2 separate regions of the Mus musculus genome follow, and region 1 is linked to region 2. A link is a loop called in an ENCODE intact Hi-C map of the cell type or tissue named here. Cell type or tissue: heart. All regions are shown on one strand. Links, peaks and the distances in the headings refer to the core of each region. The heading gives the core; the rest is flanking DNA.

The links. A loop is a pair of places that touch in the nucleus more often than their neighbours do. Peaks named below come from ENCODE experiments on the same cell type or tissue, not always from the same donor. Only the 100,000 strongest peaks of a DNase experiment are listed, where the experiment ranks them.
Region 1: it touches region 2 in a loop (4-fold over the local background); 5 of 42 quality-filtered maps call a loop at or near these places.

What each region holds. Positions count from the first base shown.
Region 1 is chr11:67,892,122-67,903,949 of GRCm38, reverse strand. Usp43 (ubiquitin specific peptidase 43) reads left to right here. Exons shown (of 15, transcript NM_173754.4): 4 at 4,974-5,066; 5 at 6,594-6,729; 6 at 10,802-10,937. Among named protein-coding and RNA genes, the nearest start is that of Usp43, 24 kb to the left of the region's middle. In heart, for the core only: CTCF peaks have their summits at 6,269 and 6,468 (motif pointing left); a DNase peak (open chromatin) is centred at 6,769.
Region 2 is chr11:67,957,451-67,969,278 of GRCm38, reverse strand. It overlaps Cfap52 (cilia and flagella associated protein 52), which reads left to right and starts at 3,637. Exons shown (of 14, transcript NM_027963.2): 1 at 3,637-3,757. The coding sequence starts at 3,688. It overlaps Stx8 (syntaxin 8), which reads right to left and starts at 2,821. Exons shown (of 8, transcript NM_018768.3): 1 at 2,762-2,821. The coding sequence starts at 2,778. In heart, for the core only: CTCF peaks have their summits at 4,971 (motif pointing right) and 6,193 (motif pointing right); DNase peaks (open chromatin) are centred at 2,828 and 3,618; H3K4me3 peaks cover 2,317 bases; H3K27ac peaks cover 1,082 bases.

The sequences.
Region 1 (11,828 bases), core at 2,029-10,028, 66 kb after region 2:
ATATAAAATCATCACGTGGCCTTTGATTTTAAGAAGTATGCACTGTGGGTATTTCTGTAAGAGAGTATGAATGTTTATAAGAATCATGGGGTTTAGTGAAAATACCTGCATTAACAAGATGTCAAAGAGGAGACCTTAGCCCTGGACTGTTTGGCTGTATGTGTCTTTTCATGAGTTTTGGTAGCTGAATAGGGTCCAATGGATAGGAACATACTCCACAAAGATGACTGTTACTTCCAAGCTGGGACCGAGCACAGAGGTCAAGAATTAAGGGAAGCCGTTGGATGCAGAAAGCCTCTCTCACGTGAGATGTCCACATAGGTATGTTTCTAACATCGGGTTTAGATTCCACCTTTTAAAGGCTGGAGCAAAACCAAAGTTGAATATGTGAATGGTATGCCGACTTGACATGTGTCTATAACGCACAGTGTCATGTTCAATATATACGTATCCTCCAATGTTCATCATTAGTGCATGGGAAAATCTTACACAATCCTCTCTTGTAGCTTTTTATTTAATGCAGACCATTCAGCTATCTCTAATCACTCTGCCTGTGTGATTGTGTTGCTGCCTGTGGGTTAGTGCCCATTAGTCAGCATCTCCCTATCTGCCATCCCTTCTCCCTGGCCTCTGGTAACTGCCATTCTTTTTGTTTTGTTTTGTTTTTTCGAGACAGGGTTTCTCTGTGTAGCCCTGGCTGTCCTGGAACTCACTCTGTAGACCGGTCTGGCCTTGAACTCAGAAATCCGCCTGCCTCTGCCTCCCAAGTGCTGGGATTCAAGGCGTGCGCCACCATGCCCAGCGGTAACTGCCATTCTACTCTCAACTTCCCTGAGAGAGTTTTAGAGTCAATGTGTAATATTTACATAGGATTTGATAACACATTTTATGTTTTATATTGTTTGTGAAAATATTTGTGCTTATGTTCCACATGAAATATATGTGCTTTCATATATAAGGTAATATGTAATTATATATTGGTAGTAAAATATGTTGAATAGTATAAATGGTATACATTATATTTATATAATTTACTACTACTGCTTTTTGAGAAGTTGAGGATTTTACCCAGAATTTCATACATGCTAGGCAAGTGTCCTACCACTGAGTGACGTTAATAATAAATATTGAATTTATTTATATAACTTAAATATATGTATACTTAACATGTGCTTAAGTATATTTTAATAATAATCTGTGTGTGTTTGTGGGTACTTGTACATGGCTACACGTGTGTGCAGAAGTCAACTTTGGTGGTGTTCCTTGGTTTTCATTGGTTTGGTTCGTTTTGTTTTGTTTGATTTTTAGATAGAATCTGTCATTGGTCTGGGACTTGCTAGTTAGGCTAGGCCACTGGCCAGTGAGTCCCAGAATCTACCTTCTCAATGGTGAGTTTACAAAAGCACTGGGGCTTCTTGCAGGGACTCACAGTAAGTGCATGAGAAGCTCGGCCCTCAGCAGATTCTGTGAAGTCTGAGCCATGCATTGGCTAACTCCCCTCTGTGGCTTTTCTATCCCATGTTTATTTGTGATTGTCTGTGATCCGTTTGGTTGCCCTGAGCCAGGCTTTCTTGTTTCTTCAAATGGGTTCCAATGTCTGTCCTTGTGGGTGTTGCCGTGAGCCAAAACCCACCATTTCCAGCAGAACTGCTCTCTGGTCTTGGCGACTGTTCCTTTTTCCTCTGCTCTGCTGTGTTTCCCCGGAGCTCTTAGTGAGTTTCTTTTCTTAATTACTTCCCTTCAAGCAGGTGATACTTAGTCTTTTAGAATTTCCCAACTTCCAGTCCCATATTTTCATCCTTTCTTTGCATTTGAGCAGCAGGGGTTGACATAAAACTTCTCTGTTTAAGGATTTGCATTATTGTCAGCGATTTCTGAGGGAATGAATAAGCAGGCACCGCCATCTTTGAGAATGATAGTTTAGGGGGCCCATGTAGTGTCTGAATGCCTTGGAGCTACCTTCTAGGGGAGCAGGAAAAGGCCTGGAGAGGGGCCCACCCTCTCTTTCAGGGAGGGAGGACCATGAGGAAGCGGCTGGAGCTACTGTGGAGTGTGCACCTTCTCTTCGGTTGCTGGGAGTACTGGGTAGTCCAGAGCTCTCCAGAATGAGCCTAAACTCTGTATGGATATTGTGAGCTGCCATGTGAGGGCTGGGAATTGAACTGGGGTCTTCTGGAAGAGAAAAATATTCTTAATCATTGAGTCATCTTTCCATCCCCAATCTTAAATTCTGTCCAGGTGTGTGTATAGGGTGTGATGACAGACACTCCTCCCATCCTTCCCTGCTCCAAATATCTTGAATAATAAGAGGGGACCTAAGGACCTGAGAGGTGGGAGACTTGGCATTAGATGATGAAATCTGGAAGCCCTCTTTTCAGGTGGACATTTGAGCAAAGAGGGGAGTGACAAGAAGTCTGCCAGTCAAATCACTGGGACTAGGTATTCCAGGTGTGGGAGTCGCAGAGACAAGGTGCCTAAGGAGGCAATGATCTATGTGAATTCAAGTGTTGGGAGAGCAAGTTTAAGGAATAGAAAGAACTAGTCACAATGGTGAAGGCCTGTCGTCCCAGCACTTGAGAGGCTGAGAGATAGGGATTGCTGAGTTTGAAGTCATCTAGGACTACATAGTTAAACAGGCCAGCCTAGGTTACAGAAAAACTCTCAAAACCAGACAAACAGAAAACAAGCTAGAAGCAGGTCAAGATTGGTCAGTGGCAAGGGCACAGGGGGAGCTTTATTATCTAAGCATTATTGGTGGGTGGTTTGTTTGTTTGTTTGTTTGTTTTTGTTTTGTTGTTTTGGTTTGGTTTTTGTATTTTAAATTGAAGGTACTTTGAAGTGTATGCTAGGTTCCTGACTTTAAGTGGGATGGATGGGTCTTCAGGGCTGGGCTTCTCAGGAAGTGATATTTGAGTTGGTCAAATGTTAAGGATCTATAGTGCCCTTCCAGTAGATTTCTCATCTATAAGAGCACAAGAGGTGTTTGTGGTGGTGACAGCAGAGAATACCACTTTGAGCCAGAGAGCCTGTCATATAGAGAAAGTGTCCTCCGGGAGCCTGTGCAAGCAAGGGCTTTTGAGGTACGAGACATGATTTTCTGCAGTGGGATGGATGGGGCAGCTCCAAGATGATGTACTGAGTGGTCATAATTTGTCTATTCCATGGAGGAGTATGGATGTTGTCTGTCTCCTTTATGAAACTGGGGGTGATGGGTAATTGTGGGTTCTTTGTCTTCTATCTCCTTTTCAGTTCCCACTTCTCCTGAGGTACTGAGGACTAAACCCAGGACCTCCATCTACAAATGCCATGGCCAGTGAAGGCTGTAGGGCACACTGTCATTTATCAAAACACTACATTGATTCTCTGGGATGTGTTAAACAGAAAAGGCGCGGGGGTATGGTGTATTGTAGACAGTGGACCTAGTATCTCTGAAGCCCTGTGCTCCAACACTACCACCAACACAGCAGACAAGGAAACAGACTACTGGGGACAGTTTTCTAAATAGCTACCAACCTTCTAGAAACTTCTATCCACTTAGATAACTTGTATCCCTATTGTAACCATTAAGTAACTTGTATCCCTATTGTAACCATTAGGTAACTTGTATCCCTATTGTAACCATTAGGTAACTTGTATCCCTATTGTAACCATTAGGTAAGTTGTATCCCTATTGTAACCATTAGGTAAGTTGTATCCCTATAGTAACCATTAGGTAACTTGTATCCCTATTGTAACCATTAGGTAACTTGTATCACCAGGATCTGGCAAAGAGCAGACACCTCAGGTGAATCTATATATAGGTTCACCTTCTTGCTATGTTGTTGTTGTTGTTGTTACTGTTGTTATCTTTGAAATAGTATCTTGCTATATAGCCTACAATAATGGCCTGGAACTTTCCACCCTTCTACCTTAGCCTCTTGAGTGCTAGAATTACAGTTATGAAATACCACATCTGACTCTTGGAAAGTTTTTATACTTAAGATGCCAGAGTCCCTCCCCTATGTCATTGATATGTAATGTATGTCAGGAAAACCTGGAAGTCTGCACCTTTAAAAATCCATCTGTGGACTAGGCTAGTGAGATGGCTCAGAGGGTAAAGGCACTTGTTGCCAAACCTGATAACCTAAGTTCTATGCCAGAATCCACATGGTGGAAGGAAAAGACCGACTCCCAGAGACTGTTCTGACTCGATATACATACTGTGGTACCCTTCCACTCTCCCTATCAATTAAGCAAACAAATGAATAAATAAAATAGCCATCTCAAAAAAGCGATTCATGTGTTTTGGGGGCTCAGGGAAATCTGGTACCCAGGGAATAGTCACATTCCACTTACTTTGCCCCCAGCTTCTAGAAACCACCGATTTGAAGTGCATCTCTTTGGCATTTCCTATTCTAGATAGCTCATATAAATAGAATGATACAGCCGGGCAGTGGTGGCACATGCCTTGAATCCCAGTACTTAGTAGGCAGAGGCAAGCAGATTTCTGAGTTCGAGGCCAGCCTGGTCTACAGAGTGAGTTCCAGGACAGCCAGGGCTACACAGAGAAACCCTGTCTCGAAAAAACAAAACAAAACAAAACAAAACAATAAATAAATAGAGTGATACTATAGATCTGGGCATTTCTTGGTACTTGACATATTTCCGGGGACTATGTATTTTTGTTTTTGTTTTTTTGTTTTTGTTTTTGTTTTTTTTTGTTTTGTTTTTTATGGCTGAGTTGTATTCCACAGTGTGGATGTACCACATTTTGTCTACCCCCTTATCTATTGCTGGGTACTCTGGTTGGTTCCGGCTCTGAGGCTTGTGCAGGACTGCAGCAGCATTCACACGTAAGTGATCATTGAACACCTGCTTTCAGTTCTGCATGGAACTGCTGGAAAGGAAGTGCTGTAGTAATTCTGTGGCGATGTTTGAGGGCTACCAAGCTACCTAAGTGTGATGACGGTTCATCTCTGCTCTTGCCTTCACAGGTCTTCCTTGACTTGTCCACACTGCCTAAAACAAAGCAACACCTTCGACCCTTTCCTGTGTGTGTCCCTTCCCATCCCCTTGCGCCAGACGAGGTACGTGAGTGTCCCAAGTGCTTCGACATGCCCACTGTACTTGGTCCCTCTTTCCTCTTTCCTGAGAACCTTCTCTTCCTGGAGCTGCCATTTTCACTTAGCTGTCTCTAAGACTGGTTGTACAGTCAGGTGCCACTCAGGTAATAGGCAATTAAAGAGAAAGGGGTGTGCAGTCTCCAGCTGATGAACAGGATGCTTTTGTGTGTCTGTGCTGAGTCCACGCAGTGTCCTGACTTAGATCTCTGGCCTGCTCAGGAGCTAGCACAGCCCCCACTTCAATCAGACAAGGGCTTCTGTTGCCACATGCTCTTCCCTGCCATATCTCACAGTCTTGTCCCTTCCTCATAAAGGTATGGAAAATTTTTTCTTTTCTGTCTTTCCTATTTATTATTTATTTATGGACAAAGTCTCATTCTATAGCCGATCCCTCTGCCTTAGCCTCCCAAGTGCTGTGTCTGTAGGCATGAGCTACCACACTTGATTCTAGGGAGATTATTTCATGAAGGAGGAAAGAAAGAGAAAGAAAAAAAGGCTTGTTTGGTACAGGTGAGGAAAAAAAATTGGTATTGGGGTGAGAGAGCAGTGGGTTGCAGTGTCTGAAAGCAAGGCCTGGCAGTGCAGTCTCTTTCCCAGAATCCCACCTTGCCATCAACACAACTGGCCTGGCCTGTGTTGTGGAAGGTGACTGTAGGAGCCAGTGTGGGCCTGGAGGTGGAGGTGTTTCTTCATTGTGTTCCCACCTTGTTCAGTCCTGACTCCTCCCCTTCCTAGCCACATCTGCATGCTTAGGATCTAGCAGAACACAGGACTTCTTCACAAAGCCACACATGACAGTCACACCTCCATCTGCTGAGAACTGCTGTGCTGTCTGTGTCATAAGCATGACAGTGGTCTTATACAGTAGCATGGGTTATACCACCGTTGATAGAATCAAAATGTGGGCTGTGACTGAGGAGTCTCCGTACGAAGCACAGTGGTTAAAGCAGTGACTCTGGGGCAGACTTCCCAGGTTCTAATCCCAGCTTGTGACTTGGCTACTTACTACAGCACAGCAGTCACTGTCCCTCAGGAGTGGGCTCCGGGGTCTGTGAGGGGAAGTGAAAGCAGAGACTGGAAGGGAAATTTTCATTGATGGGAAAGTGACCAGTAGGGTTGATTTCTTCTAAAATAAGCCACTTGGCTGTTTTGATTTACAAAATGCAGAGTTTTCTTTGTTTGTTTGTTTTATTTTATTTTATTTTATTCATTTGTTTTAGCTGTTTAACTGTTAACAGTCTTAGGATCAGAGGGACCGGATGGAGATCTATATAGTATAATTTCTACTCAAAATTCTCTTATGTTCAACCCCATGGAAAAGCAGTTTGGGAGATTTGACTCTCTCCTGCCACCTAGTGGCTGGGCACCTAACGTGCAGGGACCTAATTAGCAAACTGTGTCTAAGGACTGAGCCTGCCAGCCATGGACCATGGCATTGGTGACCATTCCCTTCAGTCCTTTAAGAATTTTGGCTCCCTTTCTGTTTTCCAGATTCTTGAGTGTCACTTTGGTGTTCCCCTCAAAGAGCCAGCGGTTTCTGCGTGTTGGCTTGGCCGTGCCAATCCTCAGCACAGTGGCGGCCTTGAGGAAGATGGTTGCAGAGGAAGGAGGTGTCCCTGCAGAGGAGGTGTGCTGGAACGGCTGGGGCCTGGCCATTGGATGACAGAATGCTGACTGGGCCAGCTGCCCAGGCTAATGTGTGGTTCCCAGATGACTCCAGCATGACTCACTGGCTTCTATTTGATTAGTTGTCCCTCGGTGTCTGTGGTGACCCGGCCTTGACTTCTGCATTATTACTCAGGGTGACCGCAAAGAGACACTTTGCAGTTCAGAAGGTGATGGTAATTGTGATCCAACAGCAGCTAACCAGTCATGTTTACTAAGTGTGGGCCCTGTCCCTTGATGGTTTTCTCCCTCTGTCTCCCCTCCCTCCCTTCTGACATAAGGTCTCACTATATGATTCTGGCTGGCCTGGTACCCCTATATATATATTCCAGGGTGTCCTTAAATTTCTATCCATCCTTCTGCCTCAGCCTTCCCAGTGTTGAGATATAGGCATGTGGCACAGCGCTCAGTTTATCTCGTGAGTTAATCTTGACCACTCTTATAAAGAAGATATTACAGAGATCTTCATCTTGGAAGTGAGGAAAAAGGTTCAGAGGGGTTAGTGAATTGTCCAAGGTCACACAGCAAGGAGGTGGCTAAGCTGGGATGGGAACACATGTGGCTTTATGCTTTTCCACTCCTGAGAATATCGGCGGGGTACCGGAGGGATGCTTAGTGAGATGCAGATATTGAAGGTTTGTGATAGGAGAGGAGATGGAGAAGGTGGGAAACTGTTCTGCTGGCTTAAGCCTGCCTCCTTTGTAGCCCAAGCTGGCTTTGACCACATGACCTTCCTGCCTTGGGCTCAGCATGTACCATCAGACCTGTCTTTGATTGATTGATTGATTGATTGATTTTTTATTTTTTATTTATTTAGACAGCATCTCATTCTGTGGCTTAGAAGGCACATACCCAAACAACCTGTCTTTGTTTCATATATGTAGTTGTTAATTACTTAATTTTTGAGACGGGACCTTCTCACTCTGTAGTTTAGACTGCTGTGGAACTGACTGTGAAGCCCAGGCTAGTCTCACACCCCTGGTAATTCTGTCCCTCAGCCTCCTGAGTGCTGGGGTTACATGTGTGAGCTGCCACATTCGGCTTCACTTTGCTTCCTAAGGAGTCCTTGTGAAGAATTAGACCCCTGTGACGTGTGGTGGGATAAAAGTGATACAGTGACAAACACCATGGCAAGATGAGAGGCCACATGAGTTTCCTAGTTGCTGTGACCAAATTTCATGGCAAAAGGCAAGGGAAGAAGGGCAGAAGGGTTCATTTTGGCTTTGAGGGCTACACTGTAGCCTGCCATTGCTGGGGGATGGGCAGGACTGAGGCAGCTGGTCCCAGGTCCGCCTACAGTCAGGGAGCAGAGAGAGATGGATGGTGCTGGTGCTCTGCTTGCCTTCTTAGCATTCCGCCCATCCCCAGGCCATGGGCGGCTGCTGCTCACATTCATGGCGAGTCTTCATCTTCAGCTAAACCTTTCTAGAAATATACCCATGGGCACTTGCAGCTGCGTTTCCACGGTGATCCTGAATGCAGTCAGTTGGCAGTAAAGACTACCATCACAGAGGGGCTCCGAGTGGGGTTCTAGCTGTGACTCGGCTGCTCTCCAGCTCTCTCTGACTTGGGCCTTGCAAGTGATTGCTCGGTCTTCTGTTTCTGTAACTATAAAATGGAAAGTTTATGTTTCTCAGGTAACCTGGTAGAACCTTTTAAAATTAAGCAAACAAAAATTATGTGTAAGTTTTTTGTTAGGTACTTTATAACACACATACAACAAAGTATACACATCTTAAGGTTGTGGCTATATCTGTATATTTGTACAATCAATCACCCTGGTTACCAAGGCTTCTGTCAATCTACTGGCCCCTCCCACCGCTGTCTGAGTAGTCGTGACCTCCATTTCTACCTGGAGGATTTTTGTGAAACTCTCACCCAGGGGAAAAATAATGCATATTTTTCTTATCATGGTGCTTGCCTTCACGCCTGATGCTCCCAGTTCATGGCAGAAGGAGGGAACTGAGTTTGGAAAGTTGTCTTCTGACTTCTAAACACATGCTGTGATTTGCACATGCCAGGCTCCTGCCCTTGTAAAATAAATGTAAAAATAAATGAACTCTTAAGTGTTCTAAGGGTGTGTGTGTGTGTGTGTGTGTGTGTGTGTGTGTGAGAGAGAGAGAGAGAGAGGGTGGTGGTGGTGGTGGTGGTGATGGGAAGAGCACAATTGGGAGCCATGACAATAATGGAAGACAGAAAGGGCCACTCTGATGGAGGCAGAGGTTGAGTAGCCACAGGACTGTCAGGAATGCAGAATGTCCGATGCATTTGTGAGGAGTGTGGCACTCACGTGGTGTCAGGACAGAGACAGTCTGATTGGAACTGAACATCATCCTTGATGTTTTGATTTCTTTTTTTTAGATTTATTTTTATTTATATGAGTACACTGTAGCTGTCTTCAGACACACCAGAAGAGGGCATCAGACCCCATTGCAGATGGTTGTGAGCCACCATGTGGTTGCTGGGAAGTGAACTCAGGATCTCTGGAAGAGCAGTCGGTGCTCTTCACCGCTGAGCTGTCTCTCCAGCCCGATGTTTTGATTTCTTTGATTGACATGTTTGTCTATGGTAATGGAAGCATCTGGGTGTATTTATTTTATGTCTCCTGTCTTGGGATACATATATTAATTTATTTTAATTTTTACTAAAAGCTGGTGGGAAAAATGAGTAAAGTCTAATGTTAAATCTTCTCAAAGCAACACAGAGATCTTGGTTCGGTGCTTCAGTTTTCTTGCATCTTTTTGATTTAGATATTACTACAGATAGTAGCCAGGTGTTGATGGCTCATGCCTATATTCCAGCATCTGAGAGGCTGAGGCAGGTGGATTCCTGCAGATTCCAGGCCAGGCCAGCCAGGGATATGTAGGTGAGAACTTACCTCAACCTTGACCCTGACCCTCTCACAAAACGTTGTTGTAGATAGTTAATAGTAGTTCTTATTGTTCCAGACTATAATACCCACACGCCCACACTTGTAGTCAAACTTGGTTTCATGATGTTATGGTGAGTGGCCAGTGATGAAGTGTTAAACTTTTGTTTATATAATTAGTAATACTAATTACTACTTTCTTCGGTTCATTTCCTTTCTACAACTCAAACCTTTCTTCTGGTTCACACTGGTTTTTTGGTTTTTTTTTTGTTTGTTTGTTTTGTTTTGTTTTGTGTTTTGTTTTTTCAGAAAGGGTTTCTCTGTGTAGCCCTGGCTGTCCTGGAACTCACTCTGTAGACCAGGCTGGCCTCGAACTCAGAAATCCGCCTGCCCCTGCCTCCCGAGTGCTGGGATTAAAGGTGTGCACCACCACTGCCCGGCTGGTTTTTTTAAAGCCTGAAATGTCTCTTTTACAAGAGAACTTTCCAGCTGCGGTGCCTCAGATGGGCACTGTGAGGTCTTTATATCGAGATGCTGGATCGGTTTCCGGGAAGCCAGGTCTCTTTCCTGCCGTGTAACCATCTTGTGTCCATGAATGTGTTTTTCAGGCTTGAGGAAAATTAGTAACACCACTTTGAACCCTTCTTAATGGAATGCTGTTCATGGAGATCTGTTTTTATTTATCTAGCGTGTTTTTATCCTACTTGTGCTATGGTCGGTTAGTTAGGTGTAAAAGTTTAGATTTTTTTTTTTAATTTTTGTGTGGCTGCATTTGAAATGTCTGTGCTTAATCAAATTATTATGTTATATTTTATTATTTAAAATATGTAGACACTTGGAAGGAAAGGAGAAATAAGTTTTAAGACTGAGTTATTTATTTTTTAATTTTACTTTTATTTAGCGTATGTCTGTCTCTCTCTGTGTGTGTGTGTGTGTGTGTGTGTGTGTGTGTGTGTGTTTGTGTGTGTGTATGCATACATATGGAGTCCAGAGGATAACTTGTAGGAGTCAGTTCTCTCCTTCAATGGTGTGGGTTCCAAAGATCAAACTCAGGTCAGCAGGCTTGGCAGCAAGCTCCTTTCCCCCACTGAGCCCTCTCGCCGGCCCTGTCTTTGAATTCTTATCTAGTGGGTTCTTTTTGAGAACACAATCCTTCTCATCTCAGGTGATCTTGGTTGAACTGTATCCCAATGGATTCCAGCGGTCATTCTTTGATGAAGAGGACCTGAATACCATTGCAGAGGGTGACAATGTGTATGCTTTCCAAGTCCCTCCTTCACCTGGTCTGGGGACGCTCTCAGGTACAGTAGTGCCTTTCATAAGTTGTTTGGGACAGCATGAGTGAGCGTGTGTGTGCCTTACATAAGTTGTTTGGGACAGCATGAGTGAGCGTGTGTGGGGGGGGGGGGGACGGGAACTGGGGGTGTCTTCTCAGGGTGCTAAGGCAGAGAGGCTTTAATGCTTGCAGTCGCTACGCTCATTTCCTCTGTAACTTACCTGCAGATGTTTGATATTAAGAATCTCGGTGAGTATTAGAATTACCCAGAGGGCTACTTAAAGCAGACTTCTGGGCTCAGAGTTTCAGAGTCAGAAGGCCTGAGGAGGAGCCTGAGACTCTGCATGTCAATCATAGTCCTGGAGGTGCTGATGCTGCAGGTCCAGGAACCACATTCTGAGAATCATCGCTTAGCAGGAGGTGCTGGTGTCATCTTAGGTTCAGGACTGTTACAATTCACAGCCCCTGTCTGGAGTCAAATTCCTACCAGTAGAGCTGTAGACAGGCAAAGAGCTTAAGAGATATTAATCTCTGGCAGGTAAAAGTGGTCTTTTTTCAAAAAAGCTAATTTTCATTGTGTATCAGTGTACATTTTAGCACAGTCAGCCAGTTTAGAAGGCCGTGTTTAAAGGCCCCATTGCAGCATGCAGCAGCCCCCACTTCCTTCCAGATTCCCCTTTTGGAGTTTGTTTCCTACACCCCCTGTACTCTGAACACATGAAATGAAAGGTTTCAGAAGTACCCATTGCTAATGTGTATCTCTGTTTTGTGGTACTCTGGATCAAAGTCAGAGACTTACACAGGCTCCTCAGGCAGTTGCTCCACCTATGCCCTAGGCCCACAACTGGTGGATATTAAATAACCTTGATGATGGTAACTTGTTCCCATTCTATTTTATTACGTTTCGTTACTATTC
Region 2 (11,828 bases), core at 1,650-9,649:
GCCAGGCAAGCACATGACACCCACACATGCGTGTAGGCAAAACACCCACACACTTAAAATAAAAATAAATTAAAAAAAAAAAAAGATTCAGAGCTCGGCAGGTAAGAGCACTGACTGCTCTTCCAGAGGTCCTGAATTCAATTCCCAGCAATCACATGGTGGCTCACAGCCATCTGTGATGGGATCCAATGCCCCCTTCTGGTGTGTCTGAAGAGAGTGACAGTGTACTCACATACATAAAATAAATTAATAAATCTTCAAAAGAAAAAAATTCAAGTCAACACCCAACAGCACCCTGTGTTTTCCTCTTCACAGCATTTTAAATTCTGGTCTCATCTCTCACACCAGTCTGCTCCTAAGAAGTGGGAACTCATGTGCTCAAGTGAATGATGTATTCTCTAGGACTGCCCATTGCAAAATATTGAAAACTTCTGTTTGCCCTGATGTCCCAGCTTTACCCATAAGAAAATAACTAGCTTATGTCTCTAAAATATTCCAGCACTGGAAGTAGTAGCTTATAACCTCAGCTACTTGAGGCTGAGACAAGGGACTTGTAACTTCAACGTTAGTCAGCTAGAAGCTGCCTGGGTAAAACTTAGAGATCAGTCTCCAACTTTAAAGAAAAGGGGCTGGGCGTTACTAAGGGCACAGATGGATGGGGAAGCATTTGTCTATAGCTTGCGCAATGCACTAGGCTCAGCCACTGAAGTGTCTAGCTTGGGCTGGGGATGCGGCTCCAGGTCCTATACAGAGAACTTTGTGTTGTGAACTCCACAAGCACTTCAGAGGCTGTGGCAACCCCTAAGCCTAGATTCATGTATACAGCCATATGAATCATTCAGTATAATCTGGTATAGGTGTGCATGAAAAAGAGCAGGTGTTTAAAAAAAAAAACATCAGAATAATAAAAAAATAAGTCCTAGCCCCAGCTTCCCCACACTTTACTTACTGCCTCCATGCAATAAGTAAATAATCTATGAAGACAGGAGCTTCAGTCCAGCTCTGTGACGGCACATCAAACATGTAAAACCCCGTAACTAAATCCTGTTGCTTAGGAACGGGACCTAACTTAAGTGCCTCTAGAGCTGGGGAAAGGAGAGATGACTGATGAGAGAGGCACTCGTACGGGCTGGGCCACAAGAGGACAATTTGGGCCGACTCTAAACAAGACTAAAGCAGATTTCCCTATGGGAAGGAGGAGCCGAGTCTAAGCACTGTGGAAGGCACATGGCATAAGCAAAGATGAAAGAAGAAAGCATGCCTGGCACGTTCTGCCACGCGGTGGTCCTGGGAGGAAGGTATAGTGCAAGCAGGACAGATGAGCAGAAGTCAATTCTCTGCACAGCGTGGCACGGGGGTCTAATGAGATCAGACTTACGGGAGAATTTTACCCAAGACACTGAAGCATTTCAACTCTTTTACTGTTAGTCTTAACTGTTTGACTCAGCGGCTTTCTCGTTTGCCAGCTGAAAGCTTTCTGGTCTTGCTGGGGACCAAACCCAGGGTGTCTTGCGTGTGCTAAACAATCGTTCTACAACCGGGCTAAAATTTGAAATAAGTTATGTACACTCAGATGATGCACTGATACACATTAAAAATCATGTTTTTAAGACTACCTTTTAAGGACATGGAGAAATGCTCCCTCCCTGCTTTGTAAAATACAAGCAGGATATAGATCCAAACAATAAATGCATTGGAAAAAAAGGTGAGCACTGATTGCTTCCGAGGGATAGGGGTGCTTTTTACTCCCTTCAGATACTCAGCAGTCTCTCAATTTTCTACCAGGGGTGTATACAATAGTTAAAACTTTAGGACAAAATTCAGCACTTGGCTGGGCTTGGTAGCAGAGCCACCATTTTGGAGACTGAAGCAAAAGGGTCAGGGATTCAAGATCAACTTGGGCTCCCCGAGACACTGAAAAACAAACCAACAACAAACAATTCAGCAACTGGCCCAAATAGCCTAGATCCCAGATAACTCTAATTCTGACCTTGGGATCCACTCTCTTAATATTCAAATTTATCTGCCATCAAACAACTACAAATTGTACCGGAAACACCACCATAAGGCATATTCTCCAACACAAACTTTATAGGAATGCAGTGTTATAAATTATTCATCAGGAAGGTCAGGACTTTATAGCAATTTGTTCCTTGTACAAAGATGTTTTTCATCATTCTCTCCTTGGGGTCTCTTTGCTGAATAAATGGACCTTATCAGGCACTTCCTACTTCGTGCTGACATAAGTCTTCATGCTACTGATGCAGGAAAAGTGCAAAATTTCCCCTCCCAATGTCCTACAAGTTTTCTGTGAAAAGCCCATAGCACCCGTGCCCAACTAGCTACTAACTGGTGACCATGGAGTGTGAACTTCAGTTTATAACCTTTCTGGGGATTACTGGGTGAAGGGATACCCCACCAAAAGGTTATTTTGACCTCACTTTTACAGGAGCCTGGGGAAGTCTATGCATGCAGTCAGCCACAAGCATGATGGGCAAGAAGCCCCAGAAAAGGGGGGCAAATATTCGATTGCTCAAGTCCCAGCTCCCCCAGGTCATAGCCTACCCTAGGACCACAGAGTTAGCACCGAGTAGGCAGTACGTGGCTGAGTCCCCTCAACAGGGGGAGGATTCTCGCTGATCTTCATCCCTAAGGCCGCCAGCCTCAAGCTCAAAGATGGGCAGGGTCTCTGCCAGTCCCTGGAAGCCAGTTCCACCCCCAAGTTAATCCCCATACTCTGCTGCCATCACCGGCAACTCACCAGGGGTCCGGGGCCATGGTGCAGTCTCCGCCCGCAGCTGGGACACTTCCTGCTCGTAGCAGCTGACTACGGCGGCCCGTGCGGCTCATTCCCCGCAGTTCGGAGAGTGCGCGACCCGAGCCCAGAGTTTGCAAAGTGAAACCTGTTTTAATTGACCTCAGAACGACGTCCCCGCTACCCAGAGCGCACCCCTAAGGGAGTGGGTAGCAAGAATCTATTTTTGTTAATTCACATGAATTGCTGGACGCAAGAAAAATAGTTAAATTGTTGAGCAGAATCAAAACATTTTCCCAGGGAATGGAAACGCGTCAACCCCGGCTCTCTGTATTTTTCTTCTTAATTCAAAACAGCAAGACAAGCTGGGTGTGATAACTCAAGCCTGGAATTCCAGCACTTGGATGGCTGAGGCAGGAAATATACATACAGGCAACATATGTACCATACATGCATGAATACATACATACATACATACATACATAAAAATAGTTGCATACTGTACTAAAACGTTTTTAGTGATTTTTTTAAATTTTTCTTTTAAAAAGAAGTATCAATGCCATGTTTTTTATAGCAACCTATTCATCATAGGCAATTCTCTGTGCTCAATTATTCTGTGTTCAATTATTTTTAATAATCATCACGAGGGGCTTAATTGTATAGTTTTTAAAAAGTCACAGACCTGTACACGGGAGAGGAGGAAATTTACCTTGTGCACTTAGCGTCAACCTACCACCTACATTTCCAGAATGGATAAAATACATACTAAGGAAGTCCTCCCAACATTTGCAAGAGGGGAAATCAACTCAAACACAGTGGGCTGGGTTTCTGCTCCTGCATGAACCTAGCACGCATGCGTGCGCCAGTTACCATGACGACCAGGAGACGCTGCACCCTGGAGTTGAAGAATCAATGAGCTGAAACTCTCCAGGATGGAAGAACAAGTTTTACCCGAGCTGGATGTAGCAGAACTGGAGCTTCAGGCTGTGATCGGCTTCAATGGTGAGACCTTGAGCAACCATGATTTGATGCCTCAGGGACAGTGAGACGCTGACCTGGTAGCGCCTGAGAGGCAGTGGGAATAGCGGCAAGAGTGTGGCCAGGCACCACCCGCCCCAGGATGGTGGCAGATCTGGGCCTCATTCCTGAGCCTCAGGAACTGGCATGGGTGTAAGAGCTCAGATAAAGCTCCTCCAGAGACCAAATGAGCCTAACTCGGTAGGAGTATGAATAAGGGTCTTTCCCAAAGTAAGAACTCAAAGGTTTAAGACCAGGATAGAAGGGAAGTAGGACATTAAGGGAGAAACCTTTTTAATTCTGGAGGGGCCTTCTTGTGGTGCTCACACTTTATTTGTGACTGTCGTGGTAAATATTGAGAGAGAAATGCTGTGATTGGGGGTCGTGTTTGGCGTGTAGCGAAAAGGCAAGGAGTTAAATTTTAGGGGGAAAATTGATTTTTTAAAACGAATGTAGTGCCTGAAAGCTTTACCGTTGAAAGGATGCGGTGCGGAACGATTACAGAGTAAATAAAGGTTTAAGCGCTCCTGGCATTAACTCTTGAGTCTTCGTTGCTCTGTGCTGCTTTAATTGAAAGCCAGCGTTTTCTGTATCTGAGCCAACACTGTCTGTAGAGATGGACAAATATTACCGATAAGAAGTGATCCCTGGAGAACTGCAAAAAAATATTCTGGTGAGCCGGTCAGTGCAAAGACACACAAGATCTGTGATTGATTTTTTTTTAAGTAATTTACTTTATGTGCATTAGTATTTTGCCCTGCCATATGGATGCTGAGATTGAACCCTGGTCCTTCGGAGGAACAGCCCATGCTCTTAACCACGGAGGCATCTCTCTAGCCTGTAACTGAATTTTTGCTAACACAGTAAGGAAAGAATCTTAAAGTGTATCAAAGTTTGGGAAAAGGGTTGCTTAAAAAAAAAAACAAACAAACAAAAAAACCTGCGTGGGTGTTTTGCTCAGAGCGCATATCTGTGAACCAGTGCCCAAGGAGGCCGGAAAAGAGCATCAGATCCCCCAGGACTAGAGTTACAGACAGACGTGAGTCCCATGTGAGTGCTAGGAATGAAAGCTGGGTCCATTGGGAAAGAAGCCAGGGTTCTTAACTGCTGAGCCAACTCTCGGGCTCCTTGTTTTATTTTTAATTATGTGTATGGGGTGGAGGAATGGACATGTAAGTGCAGGTGCTCGTGAAGACCAGGAGAGGGCGCCAGATCTGGTGGCAGTGAAGTTACAGGTGGTATGTCCTAGGAAGTGAGGTCAGGTCCTCTGCAAGAGTTGTGTACACTCTTGCCTAGACTTCTCCCGAGCCCGTGGGAAAAAGTTATTTATTGAAAGAAGCCAAGAAAAGACTGATTTTTTTTATTGTGAAAAGACTCTTTTTGAATTTAAATAGTCTTTAACCAGAGGCTAAGGATTGGGGTGCAGATCATTGCAAATGGCCAGAAAAGGGGGGGGGCTGAGAAATGGAGAGTGAAGATCCAGGAAGGGGGAGGAGGCGGGGGCGGGGACTAGACTTTGAGGTCAGAGTTTAGAGTTCACATGAAATTAATCATATGCTAGGCCAACCTAATCTACATACTGAGTACTGAGTTCTAGGATGGCCAAAGCAAAAAAAAAAAAAAAAAAAAAAAAAAAAAAAAAAAAAAAAAGTTGAGAAGTTGAATGCAAAATTAGAACTCATAGTAACAGTTGTGTTATTAAACTTGAATTTGAAAACGGTGATGCATATATGTAACTGTACCAGGTATTGTACTCTGATGTGAGCTTATCAAGTAAACAAACAGAATATAATTGTGTCAGATATGGAAACATCAGGCTGTTGCTATTGAGAGTCTGGTCACATTCAACCGATTTTTCCATTATATCTAGAGCTCTTATAAGTTAAAAAAGCAACAACAACAGATCGGTCAGGGATCTGCAGGCCAGATTGGTCCCACTGTGTGTTTTGTAAATAAAGTTCCATTGGAATTCAGCCATGTCCTTTGTATTGGTGCAGTCTATGGCTATTTTCACACTACACTAGCAGAGATGACTGACTGCAACACCGGCCGTATGGCTCAGAGTCTAAAATAAACCATATGGTTTGTTTTTCTGGCTCTGTAGAAAGAGCTAAGCTCCTGAAAAACATAATGGCAATAATAACAATGTTAGTAATCATAAATATAAATGTCTATCCGTTAAAAGCCTAAAAGTGTTATTAAAACAGTGACATCACTTTTTATTTCTCAAATAAGCAAAGGCCATATATATATATATATACATATTTATATATATATATATATATATAAACATAAGAAGATAAAAGTAAGGCATTTTCTTTTTTTAAAAGACTTATTTATTTTTTATTTATTATTTATTTATTATTATTATTATATGTAAGTACACTGTAGCTATCTTCAGATGAACCAGAAGAGGGCATCAGATCTCAGTACGGGTGAGCCACCATGTGGTTGCTGGGAACTGAATTTAGGACCTTTGGAAGAGCAGTCAGCGCTCTTAACTGCTGAGCCACCTCACCAGCCTGAAAATAAGGCATTTTTCATCTGCAATTTCTAGAAGAATCAATTACACCACCTTTAGGAAAGAGTGTTGGCTTCATCAATAAAGTGGTTATGGTGCCACCATGAAGACCCTGAGTTTGGGTCTTCGGCAGTCATGTGAAAAGCTGGGCATGGTGGCATGTAACCCCAGGACTGGAGGGCCTGGGAAGGAGACAGGCAGAACCCCAGAATCAGCCTAACCAACCATTATGTCTGAGAGGCCTTATCTCAAAATATAAGGTGAAGGGCCATAGAAAAAAAATCCAACATTATCCTCAGGCCTACACAACACACACACACACACACACACACATGCACACGTGCACACACATACCACTTCTCCTCTTGAGGGAGTGAAGCACTGTTGCACTGTGAGTCTCCCAGGCATCAGGATCATGGAAGCCTGGGTCCTGTGTCACGTGGCCTGGCTTTCTCATTACCACTGCCCACTTTTCAAGTAGATTTTCTACACTTCCTATCAATGCTGTGTTCCTTTCTTGAACTTATTTGTCTGCTATATTGAGCCAGAGTTGACTCTTTTTGTTTGCAGCTAAGAATCTTAACTATAACTAAAGACATGCACACCTGTCTAAGACACTTTTCTATTGCTGTGAAGAGATACCGTGAACAAGGCAACTTATATAAGAATGCATTTAACTGGGGACTTGCTTACAGTGTCAGAGGGTGAGCCCTGAAGCTGAAAATGTGTATCTTATCCACAGGCAGTAGTGAGAGAGAGAGAGAGAGAGAGAGAGAGAGAGAGAGAGAGAGAGAGAGAGAAGAGGCTGTTCCTGGTGTGGGCTTTTGAACCTCACTACCAACCTGTAGTGACACATCTTCAACAAGGCCAACCTCCTAAATGTTCTCACACTGTCCCACTAACTAGGGACCAAGCAGTCAAACTTACGAGCCTGTGCAGGCTATTCCCATCCAAAGGACCACATTCCACTCTTTAGCCCCAATAGGCTTGGCAGCCATATCATAATGTAGATGCATCTCATGGAACTGCCAAAGTCCCCCTAGTCGTTCACAGTCTCAATACTGTTTAAAAGTCCGAAGTCTCTTCTGGGTCTCGAGGCAATCTCCTAACTGTAACTCCCAGCAAAATCAAAAGCCAATTGCATACACCAACATATGATAACACAGAATATAAATTTCCATTCCAAAACGGAGCAAAGAGTGGCATGGTGAGGAAAAAAAAACAAAGGGAGACCAAAAACCAGGAGGGCAAACCCCAATTTCTGCACACCTATATTTGCTGTCAAAGGACTCAATGGTTCCTAACCTTCCTGATGCTGTGACCCTTTAATACAGTTCTTCCCATTGCAGGGACCTCCAACCATAAAATTGTTTTGTTGCTACTTTATAATTTTTCTACTGTTATGAATTATAATGTAAATATCTGTGTTTTCCCATGTTCTTAAGTGACCCTGTGAAAGGGTCATTTGACACACCTCCCCCCAAGGTGTCTCAAGCCATAGGTTGAGAACCGCTGGCTTAGATGGCTTTTAGGATCTCCAACTCCTTCCAGCTTTGTTGACGCAACAGGATTCTCTCTCTTAAGACTCTGTCCACACCCCGTTTACAGCTCTCCTCAGTAGACAAACCATGGCTCTGGACTCTCTAACATCTTGGGGTCTCCAATGCAATCCAGGCGTCACTTTCACAGCTAGCCTCACACTGTGGCCCCTCCAGGCCACCAGGTAAGGGCACCCCTGCCACATCCCAAGCCTCAGGGGGATTTCCTTGACTGCCAGAAGATTCCAAAACCCTTTACTTCTGTATTCATCCCAACAAAGCCAGAACCAGGTGGCTAAAGCTGTTAGAAAACTGATTCCCTTCTTGCATCCATTTGCATAAGCCTTGACTTGTTGATGCTTTCCTTATGGCAAATTTCAAGATTAGCTGGGTAAGGCTTTACCTGAGGGTCTTACTCCCTCTCTTCCTTATATCATCCTGCATGAGACTTGACTCCAACATTACTCTCCCTGGTGCTCTTTCTCTCCTCAAATGTACATCTTATATTTCTTTCTGTCCCACTTTCTCCTTTTCATTAGGGATCTAAGAGTGGCCACATGACACGGTCAGTCCTAAATTGTCTTGCAATCTCCTCTGTCCGTTAACATTAAGGCAAAAAATCGTGAATTTAGCCTCGGGAAGATTCTTAGGACAAGGGCAAAAATGAAGCAATGTCCTTTTGCCAAAATATCACAAAAATAGTCTCTAGTCCATTCGCTGACACTACTCACCTCTGAAGCCTCCTGAGCTGGGCCTCCATGGTCCACACTGCACTCAGCACTACTGTCTTCCATGCTCCTCCTAGGATGGCCCATTCAGCCTACTTAGAGCAATTCATCCTCTGCCCTAAGTCAAAGTCCCCAAATCCACATTCCACTAACAAGAAGCAGGAACAGGCCTGCTACAGCAATGTCATACTCTCTGATACTAACTTCTGCCTTAGATTCTAGTGCCATGAAGAGACACCATTGCTAAGTTATTTCTCTGCTGGCAAAATGAGCCACTTCAAGCCAGATTAGAATATATTAAAGGCAGGTTTATTGGGAAGCTGCTCTTGGGCAAGTTCACTGGCCCTCAAGGATTGAGGCCAGGGGAGTCACCGTGGGGAGGGTGAGAAGGGAAAGAAAGAGAGAAAGGTTGCTCACAGAGAGAGGGAAGGAGAAGGGGAAGCAAGAGAGGGAAGATCAAAATGTCTGGATTATAGGGAGAGGAGCCTCTGGGGGATGAACAGCCCAACCCCTAGGCTGGAAAGCTCAAGGTTGGGGGCAGGGTATGCCAGCCAGCCAGGGACTGAAGGATGCTGGGAGAACCTGGAAGCCAGGTCTGCTTTGATATATAAAATATGCACCTCAGTCCCAAGGCCCCAGTCCAAAACCAAACAACCTTGACCAAGGCAACTTATAAAAGAAAGCATTTATTTAACTGGCATAGCTTCAGAAGGTGAGTCCATGACCAGCATGGTGGGAACAATGGCAGGAGGCAGGCTGGCATGACAATTTTGCAGTAGCTGAGGGCTTCTATCTTATCCACAGGCAGTAGGCAGAGAGAGAAAGAGACTGTGCCTGGCGTTAGATTTGGAAACCTTGAACCCCACCCAGTAACATCCCACCCCTGCCCTCATCGAGGCCACACCTTCTGATCCTTCCTAAACAGTTCCACCAACTGGGAACCAAGCACTCAAATCTGAGCCTATGGGAGTCATTTTTTTGTTTGTTTTTCAAGACAGGGTTTCTCTGTGTAGCCCTGGCTGTCCTGGAACTCACTCTGTAGACCAGGGTGGCCTCGAACTCAGAAATCCACCTGCCTCTGCCTCCCAAGTGCTGGGATTACAGGTGTGTGCCACCACTGCCCGGCTTATGGGAGTCATTCTAAACCAAACCACCACACACCAGACCTCAACCCCAGTACTATCTCCAAAGCAAGACCTACCCAAATACTAACTTCAACTCTAACCCCAACCTTGACCCCAACCTATCCTTAACCCCAAAATAAAAGCTTATCTGTTTTTTTAAAGATTTATTTATTTATTATATGTAAGTACACTGTAGCTGTCTTCAGACACCCCAGAAGAGAACATCAGATCCCATTACACATGGTTGTGAGCCACCATGTGGTTGCTGGGATTTGAACTCAGGACTTTCTCACCAGCCCTAAAAGCTTATCTTTTGACATGCTTACTGATTTTCAGAGTGTTTTGTTATAAAGTGCCCATTCATATTCCTTGCTCATGTTGTTGTCATTTTTGTTGTTGTTGTTGTTCTTGCTCTTTAGAAGCTCTTGGCATATTCAGCAAGAATCCCTTTTAATCTCTGTATGTTACAAATCCCTTCTGGTTTGGGCTTTTCTTTCCATTTTGCCTTTTGCAGCTAGAAATTCAGATTTAAACAGAATTGGGTAATAATCAACCTGACTTTTTTATCTTCCTGGTTAAAAAGCCATTTCCCACACCTGTGCAAACATTAGATCCTGTTTTTCACATTTAGATCTTTGATCCACCTGGAATGTGTTATTCCTGTGAAGGGTGAAGCAATGATCTTATTTTACTCTTACCATATGGGTAGCCATATGAATGTTTATAAAGAGCCCAAAATTAGGAACAAAATTATATCGCCTTAGGAGGAATAGGTGAAAAACACTAAATTTACTCTCAAAAGAACTTCCGTAAAGAAGGAGCTGGGTATGGTGGCCCACACTTTTAATTCCATCACTGGGGAGGCAGAGGCAAGTGGCTCTCAGTGGGGTTAAGGGCAGCCTGATCTACATATCAAGTTCCAGATCCTACAGAGCTACATTGTAAGACTCTTGTCTCAAAAGAGAAAGAAAGAAAGAAAGAAAGAAAGAAAGAAAGAAAGAAAGAAAGAAAGAAAGAAAGAAAGAAAGAAAGACAGACAGAAAGAAAGAAGGAAGGAAAGAAAGGAGAGAGAGAAAAAAGAAAAAGGAAGAAAGGTGTAGCCAATAAAATCTTACAATTGTCATGTGTCAAAGACTTTTTTTTAAGATTTATTTATTTATTTAATGTATGTACACTGTCGTTGTCTTCAGACACCCCAGAAGAGGGAGTCAGATCTCAGTGTGGATGGTTGTGAGCCACCACATGGTTGCTGGGATTTGAACTCCAGACCTTCGGAAGAGCAGTTAGGTGCTCTTACTGAGCCATCTCTCCAGCCCCCCAAAGACTTTCTAAAATCCGAGAAAACTATATTAATAAATATGTATGATTTTTTAAAATGGGGAACTAAAAAGCAATCAAAAACACTTTTTGGATTTTGTTGTTTTTGCTTTTTCTTTTCCTTTCCTTTCTTTTTTCTTTTTGTTTGTTTGTTTGTGTTTTTTGACACAGGTTCTCACTTTGTATCCCTGGCTATCCTAGAAATCACTATGTAGACCAAGCTAGCTTCCAACTCACAAACATCTGCCCACTTCTGTTCCCCAAATGCTGCTATTAAAAGCAAGTGCTATCAAGTTCAGCTTCAAAAAAGATTTTTTAAATACCCACTAATAAATGTAATATGAGATTTGTATAAAGAAGACATAAGTAGGGAACATAAAAAAAGAGACCTCAAAGAGAAACATACTCTCTTTTTAGAAAAGAATCATAATACAGCCTCACAAAATCAAAATAATTTAAATCATTCTGAAACTTTAATAGAATATGCCAGCTGACTTCAGAGTTTATATTGTAAGGTAAACATGAAGAATAAGCAGGGGTTGGGATGTAGCTCAGTGGTAGAGCACTTACCTGGTGTACACAAGGTCCTGGGGTTTGATCCTCAGCACATTGCAACAGAGAATAAAGAGTTAAAAAAACAGCAAACAAACAAACAAACAAACAAAAACTTCTCAGGAGCTAGAGAGATGGCTCAGTGGTTAAGAGCACTGACTGATATTCCAGAGTCCTGAGTTCAATTCCCAGAAACCATATGGTGGCTTACAACCATCTGTAATGGAATCCGATTCCCTCTTCTGGTGTGTCTGAAGACAGCGGCAGTGTACTCAC